Regions from separate parts of the Homo sapiens genome. Here region 1 is linked to region 2. A link is a contact called in ENCODE Hi-C or POLR2A ChIA-PET data. All regions are on one chromosome and are shown on one strand. Each heading gives the region's core, a stretch centred on a gene start or an enhancer-like site at or near the end of the contact. The rest is flanking DNA. Distances are from core to core; before and after follow the strand shown. Region 1 overlaps LRRFIP1 (LRR binding FLII interacting protein 1). Region 2 holds the start of PTMA (prothymosin alpha).

What was found. A loop is a pair of places that touch in the nucleus more often than their neighbours do. ChIA-PET counts read pairs that join two places held with the same protein, here RNA polymerase II (POLR2A). Pooled maps may share reads with other maps.
Region 1: a map of naive thymus-derived CD4-positive, alpha-beta T cell shows a loop between it and region 2 (13-fold over the local background). The contact joins the enhancer-like site here to the promoter of PTMA in region 2. A Hi-C loop is called at or near these places in 1 of 168 maps with a recorded cell type or tissue (naive thymus-derived CD4-positive, alpha-beta T cell) and 9 of 50 pooled maps. POLR2A ChIA-PET finds 5 or more read pairs at or near these places in 1 of 52 experiments (OCI-LY7).

The regions. Positions count from the first base shown.
Region 1 is chr2:237,692,443-237,699,210 of GRCh38, reverse strand. All of the region lies in intron 1 of LRRFIP1 (LRR binding FLII interacting protein 1), which reads right to left. Among named protein-coding and RNA genes, the nearest start is that of LRRFIP1, 68 kb to the right of the region's middle. RefSeq lists silencers at 805-854, 6,693-6,768 and enhancers at 1,918-2,127, 4,450-4,629. Within about 2 kb of position 3,915, at least 23 of the 41 ENCODE cell types and tissues checked have a DNase peak (open chromatin) inside an H3K27ac peak, as active enhancers do; they include OCI-LY7, where a contact is called at or near this core.
Region 2 is chr2:231,706,860-231,714,183 of GRCh38, reverse strand. PTMA (prothymosin alpha) reads right to left here and starts at 5,659. Exons shown (of 5, transcript NM_002823.5): 1 at 5,433-5,659; 2 at 2,765-2,836; 3 at 2,201-2,294; 4 at 1,668-1,741; 5 at 633-1,380. The coding sequence starts at 5,477. The coding sequence ends at 1,333. It overlaps MIR1244-1 (microRNA 1244-1), which reads right to left and starts at 870; the gene lies at 786-870. It also overlaps the pseudogene LOC124906134. RefSeq lists enhancers at 4,335-4,972, 5,551-5,610, 4,973-5,611, 5,612-6,249, 6,889-7,324 and 2 more and silencers at 3,031-3,080, 3,381-3,470, 4,411-4,720, 5,151-5,330, 5,851-6,250 and 1 more.

The sequences.
Region 1 (6,768 bases), core at 2,666-5,165, 6.0 Mb before region 2:
AGATGATGATACTTGGCTTTGTTCAGAACTTTCCTGAGAGTTAGTCAACTTTGTAGAATGTCACGTCATAGACAGCAACATGAGGGGTGGTGTGTGGGTCTCAGTGCAACACACCTGTGTCAGCCTCCCTGTGACGCCAGGCACAGGTGTGTGCAGGTCTCATCACTGCATTCAACTGCTGGTGTACTTGGTCTTGAGTATTTCTATATCAAAATTCTTATTATGTTACTATAAACTACCTGTATTTTATTTTTTAAGGAAATGTTATATTGACTCGAAATTATGTGCGCTGGTTGACTTTCTCACCTATGCATTTCATTTCAGGCTAGTAAGGAAGTTAAGGAACTTGTAAAAAGACAGGGTTGAGAACCACAGCTTCAGAACTCCAGTGTGGATCTCTCGTCTCTCCATCACACTGTATGAACCAGCCCCGGCACAATTCAGAGCACAGGTCTGGGTGCCTGGTGCTCAGGCCATCATGAAGATTTGGATGGCATAAAGTTAGAGATCAAAGCCTAACTGATTACTTAAAACACTATGTTTCCATCAAAATTAACTCAGACAAATTATGGAGTAGACTGAAATTACCATGAAAGTTTACGGTAAGACGGCCACCTTCAAAGAAGGCTTTAGCTTACAAGGCTGCTCCTGGCCGGGCCCACAGGCCCCAGGAGCCAGCACACTGTCCTCTGCACTCGGGGGACCTGGCAGACAAGTCCAAGAAATGCTGGGTGCCGACTGCTTCTCTCAGCTATGGCTGCACTGTTCTCAGTAAAGGTCTGAGTTTATGCAGGTGCAGACTGTCAAGAAAGGAGTCTGAAGACCCAGCCACAGCCTCCAGCTTGGGCTCTGTCACCTACAGTTATGTGAGCCTGGATAAGTTACTCGGTTTTTGAACCCCAGCCCTCATTAAAGAAGTAGGAGGGGACGTAATCTTTAAGAGCTTCCTTCCCCTCTGAAATTCTTTGGGTTCATGCCAGAGGTGAATTATTTGTACACTGAGATTGTCCACAGACTGTGTCTGTTTTGCTACTGGAAATCTCCAGGCTTTGCTTTTCAGAATAATAAGCTTCTTTAAAGTCCTTCGCATCCTAAAATAGCAAACGTATTAATCGGGAACAAAATGATTGATGTTACTTTATTGATGACTCACACATTGACCTATTCAAACCTCACAACACAATCTTGGGCTTAGCAGCTACTCCCACTGGCGCTAAGAAATAAATACGCTATACAGTATCTTCCATGCAAGTGAACTTCTACTCTTGCTGTTAATACATTTCTTGCTTTTCCTGAGATGAATGAATCTTCATATTTCCTTCAATTGCCTCAACATGATGGAAATACAAGAACCATGACTACCACTAACAGAGACGTGCGGGACTGAGAGGCGAGGGCGGCTGGGCCTCCCCTGTGCCGTTTCCTCTCCAGGTGACAGGTTTCCCTCCAGGCAGCACGTCTGGGCTCCACTCCCTTCACCTTTGCCTGCTCTGCTCAAGACTGTCCTACAAACCCCAGACCTCTAGGGTTTCACAAAAACATTTAAATTGTTTCCTCTGAGAAGAAGGCTGAAAGCTCCACCAGCACCAGGGCAGCACACAGCAACTGACAATCTTTCCTATATTCAGTGGATATTCCCTGGAACCAGCTATAAAAGAAACAGCAGCTGTCATGTTTATCCTCCATGAACTTATCTACTTGGATGAGGTAGGGGAGGAGTTACATCATACCCAGAAAAATAAAAAGGCTTAAATCACAGCAGCTCTCAGGTGTATGCCGACATAAGCAGTAGTTAACATTTTAGCATGGTACAAAAATAGCAAAACAAGTTTCACAGCTATTTCATTTCTACCATTATTTTCCTTATGTAGAAAAGTAAAGCTCATTGGGCCGGGTGTGGTGGCTCATGCCTGTAATCCCAGCACTTTGGGAGGCCGAGATGGGAGGATCACTTGAGGTCAGGAGTTTGAGACCACCCCGGCCAATGTGGTGAAACCCCATCTCTACTAAAAATACAAAAATTAGCCGGGTGAGGTGGCAGGCACCTGTAGTCCCAGCTGCTTCAGAGGTCTGAGGCAGGAGAATCGGTTGCACCTGGGAAACGGAGGTTGCAGTGAGCTGAGATTGTGCCATTGCATTCCAGCCTGGGCAATCAAGCACGACTGTCTCAATAAAAAAAAAGAAGGAAAGTAAGTTCGTTCTTTGAATGTTCTCTTCTGTCTGGAAATTACCAGGCAGAGAACAGAAAAGTTTGACAGAGTGAAGACTTCCCAGTATGCATTCAAGACAAGGACTTCTGTCCTAAGAGGCAGCTTTGGTAAAAAGAAATCCTTCAGCCCCAATACTGGGGTATGAGACAGCAGGGCTGCCAAGAAAAGCTGACAACAGCGACAAAAGCAGCAGCAGCAGCCGTGGCAGCCACAGCTATATCTTGCACATTTACTACCTGCCAGCCCCTGCCTGCAGCATTGCATACAGTGGTGACAGTTATCAGTACCAGTTCCGAGTCAGCAGGCCTGGGTCTGAACTGGCTCCACTGCTGACTAGCTGTGAGGGCTTGGAAAGTCCCTGACCTTTCTGAGCCTCAGTTTCCTCTTTATCTGAAAAACTGAGAGAAAACGATCTGCTCCCCATGAGGTTACAGCAAGGGTTAGAGAAGACCTTCACATAAAACACCAGGTGGGCGCAGCAGGGGTTTGGTAAATATTAGCTACTTTCACTACTTAGTGTCTTCTTTGACAGCTACTGACCTAAGAGTATAAATCCGGTTCAGAGAAGTTTAGAAGCACGATGAGAAGACAAGCATGCTAAGGCACCCACCTAGCAGAGAAGCAGGAAAAACTGGGGAAACTTCAGAGGAGGGGGACAGAGGTTCTCAACCCACAGGGAAAGCCCACTCCTTTCCCTAGGAAAATCACACAGCCACGTGCCACATACAGTAAAAAAGACAGAAGGATCACAGGTGGCGTTGCTTTGATCATCTTCATTACACAAATAAATGAAACATTTTGGTTAAAATTAAGAGTAAATCTTCATTATAGTGATTTAAGATAAATTACTTCTCTACTACAAAGTAGTTATACTTTAGATTCAAGGGAAAACTACTTACCTAGTTTTAAAGTTGTAAAGTTACAATCCCAAGGAGAAACCACTGGAAACACTGGCCCTTTCCAAAATGAATGAATGAGTCTCGGAATACATATAATTTCTGTTGCCAGGTGTGTGTGTGTTTTGGTTTATTGTTTTGGAATCTGGCCTGGGGCAGGGGGATTATACTACTGGTCTATAATCAAATACATGGCAATTTTGAATGATTAAATCTTGCATGTAGTCAAAATATTTAATTTGGGAGAAAGAAACGAATTTACTTAATTTTATCTAGGTAGTCTGAATAATAAAAGTTCTAGTAAGTCCATTCCATGAAAACAAGCTTCTTTATTTAAAAAAAAAAAACAAAAAACAAATTTGGGCGGCCTCCAGTAATAACAGTGAGGTAATAAAAATCCTCTTCTCCTGTCCCATGTCTAACACGTAGTGAGATGTAATGGACTTACTGATTGGTGAAGAGGTTGGTAATCTAAACATTATGGCCTCTGGGGCTTCAAGATCACTCCTTTAAATACGAGCAGATATTCTGGAAGCACTGGCATATGAGTAACCAGTCATAAACAATTCCTTTGCTGAGTCACACAGCCTGATTTTTCGGGGATAAGAAGTTCCTCTTGGACATTGCCTTTTGAGGACCAAACATGCTGCACCAACATTTAGTCTCACAATTCTGTAGGGATTGGATAAGAATCTCACTATAATCAGGTAACTCTCCAATCAACTTCGCTGAAACACCGTTCTGCAACTATAAATAACTTGATTTCCTGTGCTCAGCATAAGTGGCAGTTGAGACTGCAGGGTTTTTTGAAATTTGCTAAGGAGGCTTCCGCTGTGGGATATTAACTCAGGCTGAACAGAAACTGACTCTTAAAGAAAAAGGGAAATTTAGTCTCCATCTTTGCCCCAGTAGGACACTCTCAATACTACTAGAAAAGACCTACCTTACTATATTTATGTCTTACCTGCCCGGGGAAATGACATGCCTAAAACACACACCATATGATTCCACGCTCCACCATCTCAGACTGAGCTAGAGCAGGGCCAGCCCGCCTCGTGCCAACTGATTCATCCCCATATTGGTCAAGACTCCACTCTCCCACACCTGGGGACCCTGGCCCAGGTACCTATAATGAGATGGGACTTGGGAGACTGTGTGTCCACGCTCTCCCCTAACAGCCCTTTCTTGGGACAGTGCTGGTCATTTAGAAGGGCTGAATGCTAATCAGTATGTGGAAAGAGAGCGGGGTGACACAAGCCATCGCAAACACAGGGAAGTTACAAAAGCTGCAGAAATGCACAGTGTCTCCACTGTCCGCATCGGACCCTCTCCTACAGCTCCAGGGCTGGTGCCCACTTGCTGAAGAAGCCCAGGCTCCCACTCAGATCCTGCTTTTGTCTTCTAGTTGAGGTGGAGCTTGCCAAATCTACTTCCTCTGACCAACCCGGCTCTCCTCTGCATGGGTGCGGCCCCCAGTCCCTCCTTTCCGCAGGAGACCCATCCCTGAACCCACGGACACAATGCAGAGCAAGAACTGGCACAAACCAGTGTGAAACACCCACAACCACTTTCCTGTGCCTATACCCAGCCCATGGCCCAGGGCAGCCGCTGGGTGACGCCCTACCCCCCACCCATGATGACCCCCAATTCCCATCACCACTCAGCACATTTCCTTCCCTACCTGAACATTAGCCTCTTAACAGGAACTGCATTTTGCTTTTGTTCACCATGTCTCACTCTGATACAGTTTTTGCTACCATTTACCAAGAAAAGCTCCTACAGGTTCACAACTTCTCTCTGAAAACCCTTGGGGCCATGATTCAGAATTCAGCATTTTTGGACATTAGAAACGTAGTAAGATGCATACACCATATATTCTGGTACAACCCAGAGTAGCAGCCCTTAATCAAAGACATCAACAAGACTGCAGAGAAACGTAAGAAAATTCACACTCAGAGGGATCAGTGAAGACCAAAACTAGCCCCCCATTGGACAGGGCAAGTCTCACTGCCAAAATTCTGCCACAAACTTATAAAAACAAAACAAAACACAAACCTTCCGGTCTTCAAAGCTTATTGGGTTCTGGAACTGGGGGTGAGGGACAGTGGGCCTGGGCTGATCACATAACTACTCAGTTGGACACAGTCCAGACTTTCCTCTCCCTTCCTCCCGGCAGCATCTCGAAGTCATCTGAACCCAGACCCGCCCAGGAGGCTCCCAGCCTTAAGTAATAGACCCTGTAGCCAGTGCCTTAGCTGCTCCAGGTGTGCCTCTACCTACTCCTCTGATTAGCCTGTCCCTAGTTTCCTCACATCCTGTTCTCAATGTTTACTCTTCCCTTCTCCAAGGACTCTAAGTCCAGCAGGCAGCTCTTCACCTCCATCCTCCTCCTGCCATCTATGGTGTCCCAGGCTGCTCCTCAGAACACTGGCACCGCTCAACCACATTCCCACCCTTCCTTCTTTCAAGAACCCTTCCCTGATGGTGATTCAAGGGTCTCTCTTCCCAGGCCCCTAGGAACTAATTAGTTGAAGGGGTAAAAACCGGCTCCAGAGGGCTGGCCCACTGCCAGAGTTTTAAACGAAGTCACAGAAAAACCACACTAAAATGGACATTTAAAAAACAGCAACCATCTGACAAGCAAAGAACTGGCTTTTCAGTATGAGTTCATCAGACTCTACTTCTACACCTCTCTCTGGCATTTCCTAATAAGCTCTCCCAAGGTCAAGGCAGTCTGATTCATCTTAAATCTTACACACACACCCAGTAGATGATTAATTTCTACCTGATGAAAGAGTGATTGTTTGGGGCTCATACTTTTACCAAGATCCCACGAACACCTGATTAAGTGGAAAGCTAGGGTTTTATATTTCTTTTCCAAAGTGCACCCTTTCACTTTTATTCCCATTCATGTTCAACCACAAGCTGCATGAAAATGTGTATTTGCAAACCCTCTCCGCCTCATCCCCTGCCCAATTTTAATGCCAAACTACAGCCGTAGCCCCACGACTGCATATTGAGCTGGACAACGGCAAAATCCTAGAGGCAGGATCCTGTCCGCGCTGGGCGGACCCGGGAGACTAGCCAAAGTGGATTTGGCGTCTGGAGTCCTCGGCGGAGGTGGTCCCCAGGTGCTGAGCGGGTTGAGTGCTCCAAAGCACCCCAGCCGCTCCCCGGTGGTTCCAACAGCGGGTGAGGGCACCGGCTCTGGCCACCCGGTCCTTGATGCTGTATTTTGTAAAATAGCAAACTAGCAGCTCCCTGTGACTCCAGGCCAGGCGCAGACCTGGTCAGAGCCTGTCTGCAGCCCATCACCTCGGGCGGGGAGAGACCATGTGCCTTTTCGTCCTTGGAGGTGGCGTCCCACAATAAAGCGTGCTTCCTAGCGCATGAGGGACGCCGCTCGCCGGGCCACTCACGGACCCGCGCCCACTGCGCCCGCTCCCACCGCGCTGGGGTCCCGCCAGAGCCCACCCCACGCCTCCCGGGCACCTGCGCCTGCCATTGACCTCGGAACGAGCTGGAAGCCCCTGAAACCCCGCCGCAGTCACGAAAGAAAGTTTCGGAAGCGCTTTCCTCTTACCAGCTTCTGCGCTTCCGGGCTCAAACAGTCGATCTCCCGGCTTTGAGCGGCCGCGGGGCTGGTCATCCTGCCGGGCTCG
Region 2 (7,324 bases), core at 4,410-6,909:
CTCACAGCCCGTGTATGAATATCCAAACGGCACAGTAACTTCTCCAACTGTGTTCAAGGGGCAGGGTGGGCCTGCCCAACTAACCTAAGGGACCTGGAGACCAAAGGTTGGATGACTGCCAGGCTGCACCAGTGCCAAACCAAAACCCCGGCATTCTAAGAGGCCGGGGGGTACCACGTGCCACCAGCAGGGGGAGCCACGTCATGGAGCTAAACCTGTGAGGCCTGCAGAGGCAGCCACCACTTGGACGCTCATCCTGGGAGGCTTGGCAAGTTCCCTCTTGGCCTATACCACCAGCACCCTGCGCTCCACATAATGGCAGTCCCGTGTGGCCCGTTTCCAGTGTCTAGGACTGCAAACCCCCACCCCCAGGGCACCAGGGTCCCCATGTGGCACCCAGTGATGAAGTCCTCCTCCCCAGTTAAGGCTTCTTGGGGCAATCACTGACTGCCCCAGTGAGCAGCCCCCCCAGCCAACTGCAGCTCAGTCCCTGCCCACCCACCAGACTCTGCTGCCCATCACAGGACACATCCAACTGCCTCCCAAAATGTCAACCCACTGTCCCCAGGATCCTCCCCCTCCTATCCTTGTGCCCTGGAAGGTCTGAAGAAACTGAAACAGAAAAACCAGGCTTGAGACAGCTTTGTTAGAACAACTCAGCAAAATAAAATTCCTGTTTATTGTTGGACAACATTGTTTCACACATACATCAAACAGGCCAAAAAAAATAAACAGCAACTTCATAGACAAAAAAGGAAAAAAAAAGAAACCTTTTATCTTTGGCCTTTTTAACCATCTCATACAAACCAACTACTTATAGTACAGCTAAGTACATACACAAAAAAGTTACTGGAATGCTCGGAATAAGATTGTTTTTCTGTTGTCATTTTTGCTTTTTTTACAAGGTTTTTTTTCTCCTTTGAGATTATAATGAACATGGTCACACCACAAGTAAAGTCAGAAGTAGGACAGAGAACGCTCCGAAGGCTGGTTTGGTCATCCGAGATCATTAAAAATGGCTGACCCTAACAATATGTACAAAAATATAAAATGTAAATAAAAAATACAAACAAATTTCCTTTTTAAAGTACTTTTAAGAAAAAAAGCAGGGCCTTGGAAGTTTTGGTTCTTTTTTCCTCCCCTGTTGCAAATTCTCATGGTTTGGGTTGGGTGGTGGAGAGCGCGTGTCATCTGCGGGTGGCACTGCCCACGGTGGGCGGGCGGGCCTCTCTACTCGAAGGTGACCACGTTTAGATTCTGAGACGGGAAGTGGAGGGTGAATAGGTCACGGCGGCCTTTTTTTTTTTAGTTTAACTTTTCCTTTTTTGCTGTCTAGTCATCCTCGTCGGTCTTCTGCTTCTTGGTATCGACATCGTCATCCTAAGCAGAGAAAGACTGTCAAAGGCCCCTCCAACCCCAGGAGCCCTATCCAGCCCACTGCCTCAGCTCCTGCTGGCAGAGCAAGAACCAGGGACCCCCAGCTCCACAGCCCAAGGCCTCTGGGAAGTTGAGCCCAGCCCTGTTTCCTTCCTGTTCTTAAGATTCAGGACCACACAGTGGCCACCTACAAAGTCAGAAACAGTCCCTCCGCAGCTTGAGCACCTCAGCTAAAGGCAGGTGGGGAGACCCAGATGCCAAACCCCCCTTCTTCTCAAGCCAGAACCCACCTCATCATCTTCAGCTGCCCGCTTGCCCGTAGCTGACTCAGCTTCCTCATCTTCATCTCCATCCTCTTCCTCACCTGGAGAGAATCAAAGGCCAGGTAAACCACACTTCCCTCCTACTGTGGCTCCTGGGGAAATCCCGAGGAACATGTAGTGGACTGCAAGGTCCCTGCCCTGCCTCTACTGCCTGCAACTGGGCCCAATCAGGGCACCCACGCCCACTACACAGGTGGGACTCTCCAGAGGAGAGAGGCCCAAGCAGCTGCACCCCAAAAGGCCAGCCCAATAGATCAGTGGCTTTCAGAGCTGCACGAAAGAAACTTTCAGGTGTGCGAGTGAGTGTGAGTGGGCATGGGCACAACTCCATGTCAGGGAGACCTTCCCTGACTCTACAGGTGGGTGCCCAGGGCCATGTGGTCCACTGGCCCCAAGTACCATTGTCCCACTCCCAGGAGCCCCAATTCCTTCCTTCCCCTTCTGCCAGACAAGGCCAGGAAAAAGTACCTGAAAAGGGGAAGATAGACAAGGCTACTCACCATCACCTTCTTCTTCCTCCTCCTCTTCCTCCCCACCTTCTTCCTCTTCTTCGTCTACCTCATTGTCAGCCTCCTGCTCCCCATTTTCCTCATTCTCCTCGACAGAAAACAGGCCATGTCATTACCAGCTGGCCCCAGGCTGGACAGAGCGTTGCTCCTGATGCCCGGCCTCCCACCAGAGGCTGGCGGCTGCATCTACAGCCCAGCCAAGCCAAGCCCACCCCAGAGACCCTTCTCCAGTCAACACCCTCCAGGCTCCATCATGAAACCTGCACATTAACTGCCCCAGGACAAGGGCTTTTCCCCACCCTGGGCCAAGCCCAAACTCAGACTACCGGAGTCTCCTCTGAACCTATTCTTGTTCAGGCGCTGCTCGAAAGGTTTTTATAAATATTTAACTAGCAATAATCGCGCCTCGGGTAAAGCTCATTGGCTACGATACTGCCACTGTGCAAAGCTATACATATACACATACACACACATATATAGGTATGTTTAAAGTAGAACAGGAAAAATTTTGTGGGGCGGTAGCTGCCAGGGCTCAGGAGCAAAGCAGACACTCACAGCATTCCCGTTAGCAGGGGCGTCTCTTCCATTTTCTGCCTCTTCCACAACTTCCTTCTTCTCCTTTAAGTCCTTCAAAAGGGAAGAAGGAACCAGTAACCAGTAAGTCTTCTGAGCAACCCAGGGTAAGCAAAGGCGCTGAGAACTACTGGTCTGTACGGCTGTTCTGTCCGTCCCAAATTAAGAGTCGCATGTTGAGAAAGGCCTGATGCCCCTGCGGTCCCTCTCCCACTGGTCTGGTGGAAGGAAGGCCGGCGGGGGGCATCTGTGATCAAGGTTTCCCATCCTTTAAGGCCCGCTACAGCGGCCCCGGTGGCGGTTCCCACTGCCCCCTGGCGCTTCCCAGGAAAAAGGAGCCATGTGGCGCCACAGCCCCCAGCCCGTCCGGCCGGGTGGACGAGCCCCGGACACTCACGCCCATCAGCCTGCTTCCAAGTGCAAAGAGCCCGCCCCTCGAGCCGTCTAGAAAGGCGGCAGGTTATGTTCCAAAAATAAATAAGGCAAAGAGAGAGGGGCCTGCGCTCGGGGAGAGCCCCACAGGCGCGCCAGCCTGGAAGGCCCGCGAGGCCGCACCGCCCCGGCCAGGACAGGTATCTAAAAAAGCCAAAGCACACCGACCCCCCAAATCCGACCGCTGTTCCTAGAGGCCGCAAACCGCTGCTTGGCGGTGCCCCAGGCCGGGGCCTGCCGCCGGAGCCACCAACTCCCGGCCTCCCCGCGGCGGCTAGGGATCCCGACAGCACCTCGGGGGTGGGACTCCGCCCGGGATCCAAAAGGCAGCGCGGCCCCGGGCGCCCGGTAACTTTTTCCACACGACACGGCCACCAATACCAACAGAGGTCCGGCGTCCGGGCCTGCGGGAACCCCTCGGCCGCTGTCCGGCGAGCGGCTCCGGGCCACCTGTCGGCCCTCTCAGTCCGGCCCGCCCCGCTCCGCTCCGCGGACCCCGGCTCCGCCCGCTCTCGCCCCCTGGCGGCCGAAGCCCCGGGGAGCAGTGGGGGCAGGGAGGTCGCGGCGCGCAGGCGCGCATCCCCCGCCCGGCGGGCTTTGCGCGCGGGCCTCGGCACGCACCGCGCGCAGGGAGCACGTGGCCCGGGGCCGCCGAGTGCGTCCCTTGCCTTGGAGACTCCCGGCCGGCAGGCAGAGCTTGCAGTGGCACGCGCGCGGGTCGCGCGTCGGTCGGCCGGGCTCTCGACTCGACGCCCCACTGCCGCCACCCCGGCAGGCCCGAATGTCTGCATTCGGCGGGCCAAGTCCCACGGGAGGTCGCCCCAAAGTCCACCGGGCTGCGTAGGTCCGAGACTGTCGGGGATGCGCCTCTCGGGCTACTACTCATCGCCCTCGCGGGAAGTCACCTTTTGGTGCTTCGGAGAAAATCGAACAGCCAGGCCCCGCACTGGGGACGGTGTTCTCACCCCACAAACTCATTCCCGGACTGAGTCCAGAAGGGGTCACTGAGAGCCCCTGTGGAGATCCGGGCCCCGAGCTCCGCTCTGCCAAGAAGTCGCCCCTGGGAGAGTCAGAGATGACGCCAGGGACACAAGGGTTAAGGAGACGCCAAGGTGACTCGCGCCAATCCCTGCAGGGGCACGACGGGCGCGGACGAGGGCCGAAATATTAAGAAAGAGCCAGTCAGTCTGAGAGCGCCCCGCTCCCGCCAAGGGCGGAGACGCTACCCAGGGCGGGCAGTGGGACCGAGGCGGCGCCGACAACAGGAGCGGAGCCGCACCAGCCGCGCAGGACCTCATAGCCGAGGGCAGTGAACCCGCCACGGGGCCCGGGCGCCCCCCCAGTTCGACCCTACCATTGGCCTGTCGCGGCCGCCGTGTTGGCCCGCGTCGCCCCGAGCTGCGGCGCACACGGTGCTCCCGGGCAGCCGCGGGGGGCGCCCATCGTCGCCCCAGCGCCGCGCTTCACTTTCTCTTTCCTCCCTGCGGCGCGTGGGCTCTCGCCTCCTCAGCCAAGCCCGGCACCGCGGGTGCATGACTGAAGCTGGGCGGCCGCTCCCGGCGCACTCACCTCGAAGGGCGCCCACCCCCGCCTCCCAGAGCGCCCAAAGCGGATAAGCCCGTCACACCTCCGCCGGGACGGCCGACGTCGCGGCCAGCCAGCCCGTCGCCCCATCCGCCTTATCGGGACTTAGTCTAGACAAACCACCTCAGGTCCGCTGCAGGGCGCGAAACCGCCGGCCTGGCGCCGAACAAAGAGCAGCGCGGCCGGCGGGCGCTCGCCGCCACTTCCCGCGGCCGGCCCGCGCCCCAACACGCGCCCCCCAGCACTTCCGATTCCCAACGCGCTTGAGTTTCAAAGTTATTTCCGTGCGCCCGGCGGGCCGACGACCCCCAGCCAGGCTCTTCTCCTCCCGCCGCCACTCATACCGGCCACAGACGAGTTTCGAGGGCCGTGAGCCGGCCTCCGCGCCTAGCCCTCGGCCCCCGAGGGCGCCCGGCCCACTCCCCGACGGGCATCACGTCTGCCCGCGGCGGTTCCCGCCCCCTCCCCCGCACCACACAAAGAGTGGGCTGCCTGAGGGCACCGCGCCGGGGGCGGGCCGTTTCCCCGCGAGAGGGAGCAACAGCGGGCTTGAGACAGTCCAGCTGCTGCGCGCCAAACACCGCCCGAGCGGCGGCGCGCGGACCCCGAGGGGGCGGGCGGCGTCCAGCCTCACCTTGGTGGTGATTTCGGAGCTGGTGTCTACGGCTGCGTCTGACATGGTGGGGCACGCCGGTGATCCGATGCAGGGGATTAAAAAGAAAGCGAGAGTTCAGGGACTCTGGCGATAAAGCTGCCGGAGTCCGCGGCGGCGGAGGAGGCGCGCGGCGGAGGCGGCTGCGGCGAGCAAGGAGGCGGATGAGGAACAATGCAAAGATGGCTTTTCAGAGCAGCCAGTGGGGGACTCACGCGGCGCCAGAAGCTTTAATATAGATTAGTGGGCGGCGCTCGGCTTCCCATGCCCGGCCGCTATTGGCTGAGCGCAGGGAGCGGGCGCTCGCTCATTGGCTCGATTCCGAACAATGGACAAGCGTGCTTAAAGCGGCAGTGCCCCGGCGCGTCCCGCGCTGCGCAGTCGCCGATCGCACTGTCATTCAAGGCCGGAGTTTGCCGGGTCTCAGCAGGGCCGAGGGCGCGGGGGAGGGGTGCGCGAGCGCGTTCCGGACGCGCGCTCCCGCAGCTGTTTTGCTGGGGCTGCTGACGCAGAAAGCCAAAGCGCGGCAAAGCTGCCCGCCCAACCCCCTTCCCTCCCTCTCCCGCCCTCCCCGCGGCTGCTCGGAAGGAGGGGGAGGGAAGAGGGGGCGGCGGGCACACGACGGCTGCCAGCGCGGGGGAGGGGAAGGCGGGGTGCTGGGCCGCGCTCGCCCCGGGCGGTGCCCAGCGCAGTGCCCGCGGAGGTGCCCGCCCCCCGCGCCTGGGCGCCTTGGACCAAGGATTGTCCCAGTGCAAGTGGACGGCAGCCCCACGACGAGCAACGAGGTCACGAGGCCGAGACCCGGGCACCTGGGCCGCCCCGTCCCTCTGCCATGCCCTCGCGCCCTCCCAGGGCAGGGCACCCCTAGTCCTGTGGGCAGGCGACCTCGATTGCCCACCATCAGGTCCGGCGTCCGTCGGCCAAGTCAGTCGACAAGCGGGCACCGTCCCAAGCACACACGGATTCATGTATCAAGCGGACTCGATGCGCGATGCCGGCTCCAGCCCTCGAGTGGGACAGCCCGCGGGCCCCGCACGGCATAGCGGTCCCCTCATTCTAGGTTTCTAGTTAGGGTCTGTCCCGAGCGGTCACTGCCGTCGCGACAGCCTCAGGGCAGCCTCCTCCAGGGGCCTGCCGGGCCATCGAGTCTACCCTTCTCCCACCCCACTGCTGGACTGCGATGGGCACATGAACATTACAGAGTTCCTCGGGAAAAATCATCGTCTCTGGAGCCAGTTGGGCTAATCTTTGGGGACTACCTGAAATTTGGGGGACCATTTAGAGAACCATGCGGAGCCCCGAGAAAGGGGAGCATCAAAACGCCACACTCAAGATGGCGCCGGGCTCGGCAAGCGTGGCGTGACGTAGCGATCTAGCTCACGTGGGCGATCCGAGAACAACAGGCTACGCTGGCCTTATCGCCACCGCACTTAGCTGTCGAACTAAGAAATCGGTTGTGTGGGAAAAAGGACCAGAATAGGTGGAAAGATAGTCCAGAAATTTACCTGTGCCACACACAAGATGGCGAGACGTAGGGTTCGTCCCTGTGCTGCCAAAAGGGGGCGCCCGACACGGAAGGCGGGACTCCGGAGACACGAGCGCACATTGGCCGAGAGTGGCGGGCGAACACAAAGTTGACGCTTTGCGTCCTTCCATTGGCAGTTTCTTCCGTCTGTCTCTCGGTTGCAGCCGAGCTGGGAATGGGGAAAACCCGGAGTGTGGGATCGTGGAGGGCGGACGATGCCAAGTCCAGCAGAGCTTGCGCTCGGGGCTAGAAGAGAGACTGAGTCTCCCTTCTCAGTTTCATTAGGTAATGGGCGACATGGCTCCGTCTCCACAGCGGGGCTTTGCTGAGCTTAGCACGCAGTCTCCCG